Linked DNA regions of Homo sapiens: region 2 is linked to region 1. A link is a loop called in an ENCODE intact Hi-C map of the cell type or tissue named here. Cell type or tissue: mammary epithelial cell. All regions are shown on one strand. Links, peaks and the distances in the headings refer to the core of each region. The heading gives the core; the rest is flanking DNA. Region 1 has its middle 67 kb from the start of SNX9. Region 2 overlaps ZDHHC14 (zDHHC palmitoyltransferase 14).

What was found. Peaks named below come from ENCODE experiments on the same cell type or tissue, not always from the same donor. Only the 100,000 strongest peaks of a DNase experiment are listed, where the experiment ranks them.
Region 2: a loop joins it to region 1, with 6 times the contacts of the local background. A loop is called at or near these places in 2 of 110 quality-filtered maps.

Annotation. Positions count from the first base shown.
Region 1 is chr6:157,752,108-157,760,438 of GRCh38, reverse strand. No RefSeq gene overlaps it. Among named protein-coding and RNA genes, the nearest start is that of SNX9, 67 kb to the left of the region's middle. RefSeq lists silencers at 4,828-5,122, 7,348-7,642. In mammary epithelial cell, for the core only: a CTCF peak has its summit at 3,596 (motif pointing left); DNase peaks (open chromatin) are centred at 3,598 and 6,938.
Region 2 is chr6:157,639,632-157,647,962 of GRCh38, reverse strand. ZDHHC14 (zDHHC palmitoyltransferase 14) reads right to left here. Exons shown (of 9, transcript NM_024630.3): 6 at 2,124-2,226; 7 at 595-704. Among named protein-coding and RNA genes, the nearest start is that of MIR3692, 110 kb to the right of the region's middle. RefSeq lists an enhancer at 1,842-2,342. In mammary epithelial cell, for the core only: a CTCF peak has its summit at 3,394; no DNase peak of the experiment used is centred there.

The sequences.
Region 1 (8,331 bases), core at 128-8,127:
TGGACACTCTCTGGGGGAGAAATGTGGATGGTGACACCCTGTGGCCTGGTTTTAATGGTGTGCTAGTAAATGTGCACAACAGGCTCTCTGGAAGAAGAGTCCTGAAATGTACATTTGCCAATTTCTGTGGTGTAAATACTGCCCCCATGGCCAATTTCCAGCTGTCAGTAAGAAGTCACTGAACGCAGAGGTGGAAAGAGATGTGCAGCAGAACAGGGTTATATAATGCTTCCTCCACTCAGACACGCAGATGTAAATAACCTTGATGGCCCGGGCGTGGTGGCTCACGCCTGTAATCCCAGCATTTTGGGAGGCCAAGGTGGGCAGATCACGAGGTCAGGAGATTGAGACCATCCTGGCCAACATGGTGAAACCCCATCTCTACTGAAAAAAAGATAAAAAAAATTAGCCAGTGTGGTGGTGCACGCCTGTAGTCCCAGCTACTCGGGAGGCTGAGGCAGGGGAATTGCTTGAACCTGGGAGGTGGAAGTTGCAGTGAGCCAAGTTCACACCACTGTACTCCAGCTGGGAAACACAGCAAGACTCCATCTAAAAAAGAAAACAAAAAACAAACAAACAAACAAAAAAAACAAACTTTGATGGCATAGGTAATAGTAAAGTGTAGATCACTAGGAAGTGATGAGCTTTAAGTGTTTATTACTTTTGTTTTTAGTATAATCTATTCAATTTGTAAGTTTATATCATTAAACTTTTATTTATTTTTCTTATTTATTTCTATATTTATTTGGAGACAGGGTCTCCCTCTGTTGCCCAGGCTAGAGTGCAGTGGCATGATCATGGCTCACTTCAGCCTCAACCACCTGGACTCAAAGCTCACACCTCAGCCTCTTGAGTAGCTGGGACTACAGGCGCCCGCCACCATGCCCAGCTAATTTTTGTATTTTTACTAGAGACAGGGTTTCACCATATTGGCCATGCTGACCTCAAACTCCTGACCTCAAGTGATCCACCAGCCTCAGCCTCCCAAAGTGTTGGGATTACAGGCATAAACCACTGCGCCTGACCCATTTAATTTTTAATAATGGCTGTGTTTAACAACCAGCTTGCAAATTTCCTGAAAATTTAACCATGAGTGCTCCTGGGCCCATCAGGGCCAGCTCTAGCATGTCACAGCCTGGTTTGGCTCTCAGGCCCCATCTTTGCATGGCTTCAGCTAGATGTCATGGTCCCCTGCCCGCAGCCTGCATGACTCAGAATTCCTACCAGCCAGGGCCGTGTGACTTCTGACGTCCAGGTTGCCAAATTCAATAGGTAAATTTCACTCCTTATTCTACTTGGCCTCCCAGAGACTCCTGTCTTTTGAAACTCTCAACACCATCATTGTTCCTTGCTATGATTTTAAACCTTCTCTGAGGGCACAGGTTCCTCTGCTGGCCCTTCAGCTGTTGGTGTTTTTCAGGACCTGAGGTCTTCTTCCACTGTCCTCACTGGGAACGTGAATGCCGCTGCTTCCCAGATCCCTGCCTTCAGTTCAGGTCTCCCTGTTGAACTCAGGTCTCATCTGTGCAACTTCCTGCTGCACAGCTTCCTGTGACCATCTCTCAGGCGTCTCCTACTCAACAGGTTCCATCATCCCTACCTGTCTTGCTCACGCAGGCATCCATGCTAGCGTTCACCCCATAAATACTTCTCAGACACCCATTACCTGCTAGTCACTACACGTGCTGACCATACAGCTGTGACTCAGCCACAGTCCCACCCTCATGGGGCTTATCCAGGGGACATGGTGTCACCATGTGCCCAGTGACCCCAGCCAGAGCCTTCAGTCATCCTTACCCCTGACCTCTCCCACTTACCATTGTTTAGTTGGTAGATTTGATCTGTTCTTCTTCCTGCCCAACTCCGGAAGCCTCCCCTTCCTCTGCCCCCACCAAGAGTGTCTTTTCCCCAGGCCCTTGTCATTTTGCTCTGGGATCATCGGGAAGCTCCTCACTGCTCTCCTATCCCCAGACTTGCCGCTCTCGAATCCATTCTCCATGCTGCTAGAGTAATGATATTTCTGAAATCACATTTATGATATTGCCATTTCCCTGTATAATATTCTCCCAAAGACCCTCATAGCATTCCATGTAACATCTAGCCTCCTTGGCATGGTAGAAAAGGCCTTTTAGGTGACCTGGCCTCATCTGCTTCTTTTTTCTTTCTTTTCTTTTTCCTTCCTTCCTCTCTTTTTTCTTTCTTTCTTTCTCTCTTTCTCTTTCCTTCTTTCCTTCCTTCCTTTCTTCTTTCTTTTCTTTTCTTTTTTGATAGGGTCTTGCTCTGAAGACCTTGGAGGCTGGAGTGCAGCAGTGAGATCACACCTCACTGTAACTTTGAACTCCTGGGCTCAAGTGATCCTCCTGCCTCAGCCTCCTGAGTAAGTGGGACTACAGGCATGCACCACCATGGCCGGCTAATTTTTAATTTCTTTTTGTGGAGACGAGGTCCTGCTATGTTGCCCAAGCTCCTCAAACTCCTGGCCTCCCCATCTGCTTCTTAGTCTTCTTGTTACCATTCCTCCTGAGACCTACGCTCCAGCTGTGGGGACATTTCTCAGGCCTACCCCCTATGCTGGTGCCAACCCCTTCACCCAGAATCCCTCCACCCGACGCCAGCCCTAGCCCCTATTCCTTTCTTTGATTGCCTGCTCCTAGTCATCCTTCAAAGCTTGGTTCAGCTGCAAGCTTCCCAGTATGGCTGTGCAAGGGGCATTGCAAAGAGGTGGAGGGTGCCCTGTGCACATCTGAGGTCACTGTAGATTATGACAATTTTCTGGTACATAGTGATAAAATGAATGGTGCCACTGAGGTCATCAGCAGGGCAACTTCTGTCACTTCCTCCTGGAAATGTTCACTGGCCCTCCCAGTTTGCGTTGGGTGACTCTTCTCTGTCATGGCCATGTCATACCAAACTGTGACTGTTTATTAGTATCCATGCTCTTTTGGAGGATGAGCTCTTGGAGGACAGGACCGTGTCCTTCCCTTCTGTATACCTGGCACAAGAACTGATGGGCAGTCCGTGAAGGTTTGTTGAGTGAATGAGCGTGTCCCCGGTAACAGAGTGCCGTGGATAAGGCCCCAGGATCCTGAGTTAGAATCCTGGTGCTGCCTCTCCCATGCAGGGTGACTTAGACACAGCACTCCACAAGTAGCCACCCCATACCTCATACAAAGAGTATGGGGCTCAAGTGAGAAAGTGGCTGCCAAGCACTGAGGGAATGCATGGTGATTCTTACGACTGAATATTTTCCAGTGCTGAAGCTGCTTCTGTGTTGTGCTTCCTAGTCCACTTTTCTGGACTCCCTCTCTCGGTTTGTTTATTATTATTTTAATCCTCCTGAGTTTTACTAGAGAGGCAGCACCATCTTGGTAAATATCTTAACTGCCAGCTCCTGGTGGGGGGAGGGGGTGGAAGTTGAAGTGGAATTCAGTGCAGTGATGTGTGAGATAATGGAACACACACACATTACAGCTAAAGTCCAAGGGAAAGGCTGTCAGAATTAGCTGGATTCTCCCGGCGTCCTCTCTGCACCGGGGCTTGCGATCTGGCCCTCGGCCGCAGGTTGGCACAGCCTGCTTTGTTGCTGAGATGCCCAGTTTCCTCTCGCTCCTGCCCTCTGCTGGCCGGAATCAGATTCTTTCCCGCATATTTGACTCTGTTGCCTCTGGGGATCCGCCTGGGGATCCGCCTGCGTCTCGGGGGCCTGGTTTTCTTTGCTTATTCACTTGCTTGCTGGAGTGTCTATTCCCTGCTTGCTGCATTAGAAGCTATGGGGTACACAAGTGATGCTGGTCCTCAAAGTCCACCTTCAAGGAGCAAGAAATTTGGATAATCTTGGAGAAGCAGAAGCCAGGACCTCAATCCAGAACTCTGTGCCTGGAGCAATGAAGGAGTTATTGTCCCCAGACATGGCACACCAGATTGCAAATTTATAAAGACAGGGAATCATACTTATGTAGAGCTTCGCAATTTACAGAGCACCAAGACATACATTTTCCAATTTAACTCTTTTTTTTTTTTTAGACAGAGTCTCACTCTGTTGCCCAGCTAGAGTGCAGAGTGCAGAGGAACAATCACAGCTCACTGCAACCTCCACCTCCTGGGTTCAAGCAATCCTCCTGCCTCAGCCCCCCAAGTACTTGGGTCTACAGGCACTTGCCACCACGCCCAGCCAATTTTTGTATTTTTTGTAGAGACAGGGTTTCACCATGTTGCCCAGGCTGGTCTTGAACTCCTGACCTCAAGTGATCTGCTTACCTCAGCCTCCCAAAGTGTAGGGATTACAGGCATGAGCCACCATGCCTAGCTAATTTAACCCTTTCAAGCAAACCACTGAGGATGGTATTAATGAAATAAAATAGAAATTGTGTTGGGAGACTGACATTTACTGTCATCAGATGTGATTACTGGCAAACATCTTGTTAGTCAGCTGATGTTATGTCTCACCTCAAAGGACACACTTGATGGGTGGGTGGGGGAAAGCCAGTAAGCCAGGAGTTTCAAAGGAACACTGTGTGGTCTGACCCACACTGTCTTTCCGTAGCATCTGAACTTTCTGTCCCTGCCTCTCCAGCAATGTCTGAGAAGATCAAAGTCTGAGGAGACAGATGTGACTCCTGGAGAGGCATCCAATGGGTAGTTCTCCACTTCTGCCTTGCAACCGTGATCCCAGAAATTCTGAAAGGGCACTTTTAGGATTAAAAGCATTTAGCTTCGTTTCTTCCTTTGTAGGAATGGAAAATCAAAATCACTCTGAAGTCGTGGTTTCTTTTAAGATGCAAAACAACTCCTTTCAAGCCATTGCTTTTAAATCTCTCACATTCAAGCTTAAATCAGTGAGTGACATTGTCACCGTATAATCCGACTGAGTTAAATCGAATAGTGGGAAAGTGGCCTTTTCTTTCTTTAATCTTTGACAAAATAAGGCAAATTCTAAAATTATGCCCAACAGTCTATCAGTAGTCTTTGTTGTTCCACATGTTCAAAGAGAAATGTCTATAAACTCTCAGCTGGTGTTTTTCTAACCCGGAGGCATTCTCTTCCCTACCAGGAAGGGAGGAGTGACTAACATATGATGCTGAGAGAGGCCACTAGGAAAGAGATGGCTGAGAGGGAGAATTTCTCCCGGTGTCAGAGGCATGCGAACCAGAGCAACTCCATCTTGAATACAGAGCTGGGTAAAATGAGGCGGAGACCTACTGGGCTGCATTCCCAGACTGTTAAGGCATTCTAAGTCACAAGATGAGATAAGAGGTCAGCACAAGATGCAGGTCATAAAGACCTTGCTGATAAAGCAGGTTGCAGTAAAGAAGCCGGCCCTATCTCACCAAGACCAAGATGGCCACGAGAGTGACCTCTGGTCGTCCTCACTGCTACACTCCCACCTGCACCATGACAGTTTACAAGTGCCATGGCAATGTCAGGAAGTTACCCTGCATGGTCTAAAAAGGGGAGACATGAGATTCACCCCTTGTTTAGCATATCATCAAGAAACAACCATAAAAATGGGCAACCAGCAGCCCTCGGGGCTGCTCTGTCTATGGAGTAGCCATTCTTTATTCCTTTACTTTCTTAATACACTTGCTTTCACTTTATTCTATGGACTCACCCTGAATTCTTTCTTGCACAAGATCCAAGAACCCTCTCTTGGGATCTGGATCAGGACCCCTTTCCTGTAACACCTGCACTGCTATTCCGACCATAGTCTTGGATGCTTTGAGGTTGTGATAGCTGCACAGGTGAGAGGGAGAGCCCTCACTCAGAAATTTTGCTCTCGAAACTCAGAGGCACAGAGCAGACTTAGGACGTGCTGATGTCCACGCTCACAACATGCATGTTGCTCAGTTCATACAATGTGTGACGCACGTCAGACAGACCCACCTTCAACAAAGCACTTTTATGTCTCAAAACAGGAAGCATCCAAAAAATGCAGCCACCCAACTGCTTCCTTCCAGTAGAATCCTCCTCTTGTCCAGGTTTCTATCCTATCTGTGCTTCCCATTTTCTGTCCTAGAAGTGAAACTGCCTTTGCAAAATTATGACTGAGACAGTGAGAGAGATCTAACTTAACCGACTGCATCTTGCTTCTCACCTCCAAGCTGTCTGTGTTCATTCCTGGGCGTAAGCTGAACTAACTTTGGGAGAAACTTAGTTTATAGTTTAAACAAAGACACTAATAGCTCTTTGCCAAAGCAGACCTCCTTCTTGCTTGGAGACTAGATTGCCTTTGTAGGACTAACATTAGCCACAAGATTAGAAATTATGATTTAGGAGTCGTGCAGCTGGAGGCTACAAGATTCTGACCCTCCCTAAACTGCTCCTAGAAATCAGTGCTTGAGATATATTTGCAGACCCTGCACTTGATGGATCAGCTGGCACCACCCCATCAATAAACTGGCTCACCTGATCTTGTGGCTCCCACCTAGGAACTGATTCAGCACAAGACAGCTTTGACTCCCCATGATTTCATCTCTGACCAACCAGTACTCCTGGCTTACTGGCTTTCCCCCACCCACCAAATTATCTTTAAAAACTCTGCTCCCCAATGATCAGGGAGACTGATTTGAGTAATAATAAAACTCCAGTCTCCCATACAGCCGGCTCTGCGTATATTACTCTTTCTCTATTGCAATTCCCGTGTCTTGATGAATTGGCTCTGTCTAGGCAGCGGGGCAAGGTGAACCCCTTGGGCGGTTACAGAAGCAGAATCTTGATGACCCCAGGCAATTATGGTGGTCCCAGTGACTGGCTTAGGAGGGAATATGTGACCTGTTCTGGCCAATTAGACACTGGGGGAAATCTGGAGGCTTGTGGAAAGATTTTTTTCTCTTCCTTTGAAAATAGAGGGAAAAAAAAGACACAGATCCTTGTTCTTCTCTGGACTTAACCATGGCTGTTTTTAATCTCGGGATTTGGCAACCACCTTGTGATGATGAAAGGAAACAGCCCGAGGCAAAATAAGTCTATTGAGTCTGGTAGACTGAAGAAATGTAAACAACTTGGATCCTTGAAGAAATGGAAGTACCTTTTTGAGTTACTGAATTAGCCCTGAAACTGCTCTACCTGTGAACTTCTTTTTATATGAGACTAAATCCCCTTGGTTAGACCATAATGAGTTCAATCTGAAAGCATGCTAAACAAGAATCCATAATTATCTATAATCTCTATTCACAGCTGCTGTACTCCCTCTTTTTTTTTTTTTTTTTTGCCACTAAAAAGAAAACTATGGCAAGAACACTTAACATAAGATCTATCCTGTGTGGAGAAAAGAAAGAGAGATCAGACTGTTACTTTGTCTATATAGAAAGAAGTAGACATAAGAGACTCCATTTTGTTCTGTACTAAGAAAAATTCTTCTGCCTTGAGATGCTGTTAATCTGTAACCCTACCCCCAACCCTGTGCTCGCAGAAACATGGGCTGTGTCGACTCAAGGTTTAATGGATTTAGGGCTATGCAGGATGTGCTTTGTTAAACAAATGCTTCAAGGCAGCATGCTTGTTAAAAGTCATCACCACTCCCTAATCTCAAGTACCCAGGGACACAAGACACTGCGGAAGGCCGCAGGGACCTCTGCCTAGGAAAGCCAGGTATTGTCCAAGGTTTCTCCCCATGTGATAGTCTGAAATATGGCCTCATGGGAAGGGAAAGACGTGACCGTCCCCCAGCCCGACACCCGTAAAGGGTCTGTGCTGAGGAGGATTAGTAGAAGAGGAAGGCTTCTTTGCAGTTGAGATAAGAGGAAGGCATCTATCTCATGTTCGTCCCTGGGCAATGGAATGTCTCGGTGTAAAACCCGATTGTATATTCCATCTACTGAGATAGGAGAAAAACATCTTAGGGCTGGAGGTGAGACATGCTGGCAGCAATACTGCTCTTTAATGCACCGAGATGTTTTTGTATGTGCACATCAAAGCCCAGCACTTTTTCTTAACCTTGTTTATGACACAGAGACATTTGTCCACATGTTTTCCTGCTGACCCTCTCCCCACTATTACCCTATTGTCCTGCCACATCCCCCTGTCTGAGATGGTAGAGATAATGATCAATAAATACTGAGGGAACTCAGAGACTGGTGCCTGCGCAGATCCTCCATATGCTGAGTGCCAGTCCCCTCGGCCCACTTTTCTTTCTCTATACTTTGTCTCTGTGTCTCTTTCTTTTCTCAGTCTCTCGTCCCACCCGACGAGAAACAACCACAGGTGTGGAGGGGCAGGCCACCCCTTCAATCCTGTTAATTTTTTTTTTTTTGAGACAAAGTCTCACTCTGTCACCCAGACTAGAGTGCAGTAACGCAATCTCGGCTCACTGCAACCTCCGCCTCCTGGGTTCCA
Region 2 (8,331 bases), core at 192-8,191, 110 kb after region 1:
ACGGTGCCTACCTATAGGTACAGAGTGAGCTTGTGAAAGGCTAATGCAGATAAAGAACTTAGAGCAGAGCTTAACACAGATTCAATAAAGGTCAGCTACTGCCATGGTTCGTGTCATCGTCATTATTACCATGACCACAGTATCAACGACTGCGGCCCATGTGGCTTTCTCCCTATGAACATTTCTATTGTGTGCAAATCAACTTTCGAAACTGGTTTCCTCAGACTTCTGGCTGCTTCCTTCCTGCACATGTGTCCTGTCTCCTTGACGATGCTAACCACAGCTCCCTGCACGCACCTTCAGTCATTAGCAGGGCCTCAGTCATTAGCAGGGCCACAGGCATCTGTCTCTCTATTTTGGGCTTTAGGAAATTTCCCCCCAATCAGACACAGATTCAATTGAAGATCAAAAAAGGTGTGAAGTGTGACACGACAAACAGCCAGATCTCGATTTCACGAAGGCCACATCCACGCGGCACAAAGTGGTCACGTGGTGGCGGCGACCCATTCCACCAGGGCGGGCGGCCTGTGCTAACGGCCGAGGCATTCGGTTTTCCAAGGTCTGTTGAAGAGCACGATGCGTCCTGAGTCTTACCTTGGTGAGATGGGCCCACACAGGGCAACACAGCAGTTGGTAAAGATATTTCCGTAGCTGTAGGGATTGTAATTTTCTTTACCTCTTTTATTTGACCAGGATCCTTTAATCTGAAAGAAAAGGAAAGTCAGTAACAAGCAATATCTTCCACACCAACGCACAGTTGAGGTGAGCTGGACCATGAGAGGCTCATAAAGAATGCAAATCATCTTTAATCCAAAGAAATGGAGGTATTTTTCTTAAAGAAAACGGGCATTTACTCCAAACTTGGAAATGTCCTAAAACAGCAGGTTAGAATAGGGAAAGAATAACATTCTCAGGGACAGTCATCTTTTATTTGTACCACATGGTACTAAAAGGCCATCTCATATAAGCCAGCAGAGATTTTTTTCATACTCACATTTAGTGCCCTAAATAATAATTAAATGAATGGTAGGTGAAATGGTTCCCCTAATTGCTAATTTACAGACTGAAATAATTCAGCCTCTTCTTGTGACCAAAATGGTCTGTTTTGCATATTCTAATATTTGTAGCTACCAAGTACAAATAACTGTATTAATATTCTCTTATCTCATGTGTCTTATCACAACCTATTTTCTCAAGCTTTTGTTTAAGGTAACTGGACCTATCCTGAGACATTTAATTCAAGTGTGGATAGAGACTTCTATCAAAATCTAAGTATAAAGAGCAAAGAGGACCACGCTGCTCTGGAAACATTCTCTAACATTTTGTTTCCTCTTTTTTTTTTTTTTTTTTGAGATGGAGTGTCGCTCTGTCACCCAGGCTGGAGTGCAGTGGCGCTATCTCAGCTCACTGCAACCTCTGCCTCCTGGGTTCAAGCGATTCTCTGGTCTCAGCCTCCTGAATAGCTGGGATTACAAGCGCCTGCCACCACACCCGGCTCATTTTTTTGTATTTTTAGTGGAGACGGGATTTCACTGTGTTAGCCGGGATGGCCTCGATCTCCTGACCTCGTGATCCGCCTGCCTCGGCCTCCCGAAGTGCTGGGATTACAGGCATGAGCCACCGCGCCCGGCCTTGTTTCCTATTTTCATACTTCCTCTCCATCTGTATTAAGTGCAGGCAGATAATCCTGAATAAAAAAGTTAAATTTTGGGTCAGGGCAATTTCCTCCCACAGAGACATTAAATATGAAAGGCAGACTCAAACGTTCACTCCAAGATGTTGGCCCGCCATGGTCTCTACCAGGGGAAGTGTGATAAGAAGCTTACGAAACCATTTCAAAGGAATACAAAGAACACTCTCTTCAGGGCCAGAAATGGGTGTTGCTTGGCCAATCTTAGTAACTAATGGATGTGGTCGGAAAAACAGAGAACGTGGAGATTCCCAGAAGAGAAACGTGCAGAACGGCAGGTGGAGAAGTTTCCACGGCACCGTCTCTGTTCCCAAGGGCTCACATCTGGAACGGGATGTATGGGAAAAGCTGGGCTCAACCTTTTCTTTCCTTTTTCTCCTCCATTGCCCAAAACCCAAGAACACGCCCGTGTCCCGTGTGGTCAGGAACTTACGTCCTCATTTGTTGTCTGGTTGGAGCTGATCAAGTAGGTGTGGAATCCTGAGAGGCCAACGATGGACCAGACAGAGAAGAAGCACACCACAGCCTCCAGGACGGTGATGCGAGTCAAGGAGGCAAGCGGAAGTGAGGGACCGCGCAAGAAGTGGATGTGATGGAGGCCTGGAACCGAAACACCCCCGGGCACAGGCCTCTCTCTAGTTGCTGGCCTCTCTCTCACCCGGCCTTGCCTTGCTTCCTGCTCTTCCGGGAATTTCGTCTAACCAGATGGAGGCCTCCGTCAGGGCAGGGGGTGTCACCTGCCCCGGCGTGGAGCAGCCTCTGTGGCTCCGTGATGCCTGGAGGGTTTCCTGGGCATCACCTACTCACTTCTTTCCTCTGACTTCTACTTGAACTTCACCTTTTTCTGTGCCTCACTGTGGAGCCAGCGACTGTGGCATCCTGATCAGGAAGCACACTGGTTTGAGTTGGCTGCAGCTCAGGCTCTGGGTGAAAGGACGACATATTGACTCGCACATCAATCACAGACTCTAATTTTGGCTTCTGAATGCTGAGGACTGCAGTGCCAACAGGCGTCTCCCCTGAGGAGAATGGCTTCTGAGGCCCAGAAAGCCCTCTGCTTTAGTGGACGGCCTCTTCTCTGCTTACAGAGAAGGGGAAGAAGGAAAAATAAGCCCCTGAACCGGCGGTGGGATTTCTCGGAGTGACGTCAGGGTGAGGGGTATTTTTACCTGGGGGAGTTTTCTCAGCCCTTCAGCCAACCCCTGACCTATAAGGCCATCCTCAGCTGCTTGATAGGCAGCTGGGAACCACGAGTTCTCGCAGGACATAGAGAGAGAGGAAGTCAAGAGTTCCACAAGACGTGTCCAACACAAAGGGAAAAAGCTTGGTGCTCTTCAGCAGATCAGATCCATCACCCGAGAGTGTGGCAATGTGAAAAGGCCAGAGACTTTTTCTGTCCCACAAATGTTTATAACATTCTATTTACAGGATACAGATATTTCTCAGGGGGAAAAATCCATTCATCCTGGGTCTGGGAGTTTACACATACATCTGGCATCCGCTATCGATACATTACAGGATGGAGAAAGAAACGCGCCTGCTCTCCTAATGTTTCCGAGGATGAATGCCATATACATCATGCTGGAACATGTCAGTGATGATCTTCTCCAGGCTGGAGATAATTCATCTTTAGACCAGAGGGCTGAGCACATTACCCAGTGCGGTGCCGTGGTCTGCTGTGCCATGGTTAACCGATGCCACCATCTGGGCATACAAGGCTGCACACAAAACAGGAGTGAATGGGCTTCTGCCTGTTGACTGACTTTCAACATCGCACTAAACCACTGGGTCTGCTCTAGAAGGAGACGGTAGCGGGGAGTGGTAGGGAACCAGAGAGACACAGGAAGGCAGACCCCCTACCCACAGCTGCTGCCAGCCTAGGCAACCCCTGCTGGGCAAATGGCTACAGTGGGGGCTCTGTGTGCACATGGGGACACATGGATGGTGGCCCAGGCAGCAAAGATGGTCTCATTCTCAACTGCCTTCCCACAGAACGGGGCTAAAGAGGCCCCTCTCTCCACCCACATCCCCCCTGCCAGGAGGGGACAGACTTGGGAGGCAACTCCCCTGGGATTCAGGCCATGCACTGGCTGGAAAGAAGAGGTGAAGTAGAGTCCAGGGAACACAATGCGGGAGCCAGTGGGAAGACTGAGTCAGGAAAGCTGGGGTGTGTGAGAGGGAGATGACATTAGACACTAGTGATGGGTTTGGATCAGCTACAAGGAAGACAAGAGACAGAAAGAGGAGGGGACACATGGAACGGAAACAAGAAATAGCCAGGGTAGAAAAGAATCAAGAACAGAACCAGATTTATTTACTGAATAATACATGAAGAACCAAACTGCAATCCTAGAAATACTTATGTGTCACCAAGAGTTTACGACCCAGGTAGAATGATGGCAAAGTCAAAATGCATATAACATTCCTATGTATGAACCATATGAAACCTGGCATGTACGAGCAGTGACAATCCCAGACTGAAAGTGGCTGCAGCTCCTTTGACAATGTCAACTATGCTCCTTACCCTCATCGGGAGGCATCATAGCCAGCGGATATAGAATTCTAAAGGTTTATAGCAACAATAAAAAAATACAGCATATATATATATATATATATATATATTTGAGATGAAGTTTTGCTTTTGTTGCCCAGGCTGGAGTACAGTGGCATGATCTCAGCTCACTGCAACCTCCGCCTCCCAGGTTCAAGTGATTCTGCTGCCTCAGCCTCCCGAGTAGCTGGGATTACAGGTGCCCACCACCATGCATGGCTAAGTTTTGTATTTTTAGTAGAGACGGGGTTTCACCATGTTGGCCAGGCTGGTCTCGGACTCCTGACCTCAGGTGATCCTCCCAAAGTGCTGGGATTACAGGTGTGAGCCACCATGCCCGGCCAGCTTTTCTATTAATATCTCATGTGCTTTAGACACATTTTGTAAATTGCAGAATGCAGTTCCACTGTCAGCTTGCAGCTGTGTCAAAATGACATGAATCCAAAGTAGGATGCGAGATGCAAGATGCAGCCTGCTGGCACTACCCACACCCTGGGACCCAGCTGACTCAGGAGGTCTCAAGGAACCGTCAGCATCATCATTCATAACAATGGCTGGCATCACTGGGGTGTGTCAGGTCCTGTTCTGCTTAAACCTCAGAGTGACCCAGGGAGAAGCATGACTCCCTCTTAACACACAGGGAAACTGAGGCAGAAAGCAATGAAGTAATTTGCTTGAGAAATAGCAGAGCTAGGACTTGAATGCCGGAAGTCTGCTCTGCTGGGATGACAGAAGAGTCTTAGGCTGGTCCCCTTCCTAATTCTTGCCAAGGGGCAGGTGGCCCTAGACCTACCCCAACCCCCTGCTTCTCCAGGATTCGCGAACCTGTGGCAGCTGACATGGTTTGTTCCCTTTCACATCCACTCTCAGACTCAGATACAGATATACAGACACACATTCCTTACTGGCCCACTGGCTATATGCTGAAAATATCTATGCCATAATAAGGTCAAGAAACAGAAATTTCTTTTAAAGGTATCAAAACCCATTTACCGTCTTTTTTTAGAAAGAGAAAGGAGAGGAAACAACCCAATTCTACTGGAAGCCAATTTCATAAGCAGCTGGGACTTTGTTTACTGCATCGAGGATGGGTTTCAAATCATAGCAGCTACCACTGCACCTCTGTCTCCCCCACAACCCCTGCTAAGAAAGTTTGTCCCCGTTGTGGCCAGAAGGATGGCTTTACATTCCCCACAGCCCTAGCCTAAGAGGTTGCACACTGCGGTACTCACTAAACGTTTGTGGAATTGAAAAACTCTGACAAGCACTGCTCTGCAGAGACCCTTCTCTCGAGTTCCTGCCTAATCCCAGAAGTGCAGGCTCTGTGTCCTTCTATGCACCCAGCCCTGCACTGGGGACAGGACAGGGCAGGGAAGGACCAGCTTCCTGCCCTAAGGGAATAGGGGCTCTGTTTGCAGCAGGAAGGTACGTAAGGGAAGAAGGTTGTGCAGGAGGCAGAATGGTTAGGATGCGTCAGTATTTGGAGGATCACAAAAGGTGAGAGATCATGGGACCACATATGTTACATGTCCAGAATTCCCGGATTCCAGAATGGCCAGGGAGATGATGTCCTTGCTCTCATTCAAATACAATGTGGGCTTGTGCATTCTTGTGTTTTAAAATTTTTTTAGTTCTAATTTCCAACATGATAACTATCTATCTATCTATCTATCTATCTATCTATCTATCTATCTATCTTCAAAATATACACAAAAGCTCTTTGGCGGTCCTTAATAATTTTTCAATGTGTAAAGGAGTCTTGAGACCAAAAAGTTTGAGACTTGCTGGAACAGAATAATGAAATAGTAAGTGGAGTTGGGACACTTCATTAAACATTTAGAAAAAAATAAAGCTAGAACTTCAGCTTGCACCACATCCACAAAATTATCTGATAGATAAATTACTGCACCAAACGTAAGAAACACAATATAAAGGTATTTGAGGAAGATTAAGGCAACATTCATGTAACTTTGGGGTAAGGATATAAGACACAAACCGAGGAGCCACGTAGTATGAGATTGACAGATTGTGTTCATTAATAAACACTTCCGTGTAAAAAAGTAAAGTTAAAAGGTAAATGTTGGATTTGGAGATTGGCAAAGGATGCTTAAGAGATTATTATTATTATTATTTTTGAGAAACATAAAGAACCCCTACATGTTCGTAGAAAAAGAACAAATAACTCAACTGATACATGGACATGTACTGGCATACATTGTGATAAGAAAAAATAAGGCCCATGAACATAAAGAGAGGTACAATCTATTATCCAGAAAATGGAAATTAAAACAGTGTAATATTTTTCTTTTCATCGAATTGGCCAAAATGACAAGACTGTTCACAGCCAGTGCCATAAAGGTGTGGGGACACAGGAGCACAGACTTGTCCAGTGTCTTAAGAGGAGCATTTGGCATCCCTATCGACATTTAAATGTGCTTCCCTTCAACTCAGAGATGGCACACCCATTGTCAACCCTAGAGACACAGTAATATGTGCACATAGAGATACACAGAAGAAAATTCACTACTTCATTTCTTGAACAGTAAAAAAAATTAAATCTAATATCCATCAACAGAAGACTAAACTATAGTTCATCTACACTGTGGAATTCTACGAAATAGTTAAAAAAATGAGGTAGATCTATGTATCATCATGGAAACATCTCCAGGAAATATTTTAAAAAGTCAAATTGTGGAACCATGCAAAAAAAAGAGTCCTTTTTAGGTAAAGTCCTCCCACCCCCGTATCAGCATATGTGTATGATGCACACGGATGTATTCAAACTCTAAGACCATCTGGAAGGACACACCAAAGCTGGCAAGGGTTCCTACAGCAGAACGGAGGAAGGGTCAAGAGAAACACTTTCTTTTTGCTCTTGTATTTCTGGACCATTGGGGATTTTTTACAACGAGAACATATTCTCGTAGGACTTGGGTGCTTTGAAAAAGCAAACAACCTCCTTCCCACCTTGTGGTCTTATGAGACACAATCTGATGCTTTTTCTTCCTGACCCTCCCTCAGTGGGGCTGGTTAGGGGTAGCAGGAAGTATCTCAGTCCCCTGGTGGGAGGGAGGGTGGTAGTTGGGAGAACTGGGCTCCAGCTCTGGACACCCCTGAGTAAGTCATTCACTTCTCAGCACAGCTGCAGCTGGAAGCAGCCTAAGGACACCTGTCCTACCTACTTTCTGGGGTCCCTCTCAGGATCAGCAGGTATCAGGATGGACAAGTTGGAAAAGACCTGTGCTGCCTTCGTGATTTTCCCGTTGTGGTGTCCTTTCTGTGGGCCAACCTGGAGCCTCCTAGAAAATTCCATTAAAACAGACCATGTGTATTAGGCCACTGTGCCTTTCAGATGGGTCAGTGTCCAGTGAATGCAACTTGGGGATGAAAACGCTTTCTGTCACAGCCTCTGCAAATGGAGAATCAATCAACATTTGATTTACCAACCACAAAAAACTCTCCACATTTTAAGAGAGCTGAACAATAAGTCATGATTAAAAATGGCTGTAATCCCTTTAATTGGATGTTAATGCTACATTACATTGAAATGAGTGTTGATAGGCAGGGCTTCCCCTTTTGGGGTCTTCCTCAGGGAGGCCCAGGGCCCCTGTGGCTCCCCAGCAGGTGTTTCTGAGGGTTTTGGCCTCCGCGAATCGGAGAAGCCAAGGCGGCATCACCACATGGCTTCCCGGACAGGCACCTGACAGGTAACATTTCCTATGAGGCTGCGACATTCTCATTGATAAGCAGCTGATTTTTCCCTCCTTCCACATTACATGCAGGCAACTAAAGAAAGGACCTTCAGGTCACTCTAGGCCAATGGGGAGACTCATGTGTGTTATCTTTTAGATTCTTTTTGTAAACATATCTTAGACAGAACTCACCACGGCTCCCCAAATTGGCACTAGCTGTATCCCCCTTCCAGCGCAACCCTTTCCCCCAGGCACTCTTGGCAGAACGCTCCTACTCCTCCGCCCTCACCCCTCCCCAGGCACGGATCCCACTGCCCTGCTTCTCCCTACTGAGCTGTCCCTCTGCCACCGATTTCCCCCGTGGGGGCCTTTCCTCTGCAAACATCTGTTCCACTCTG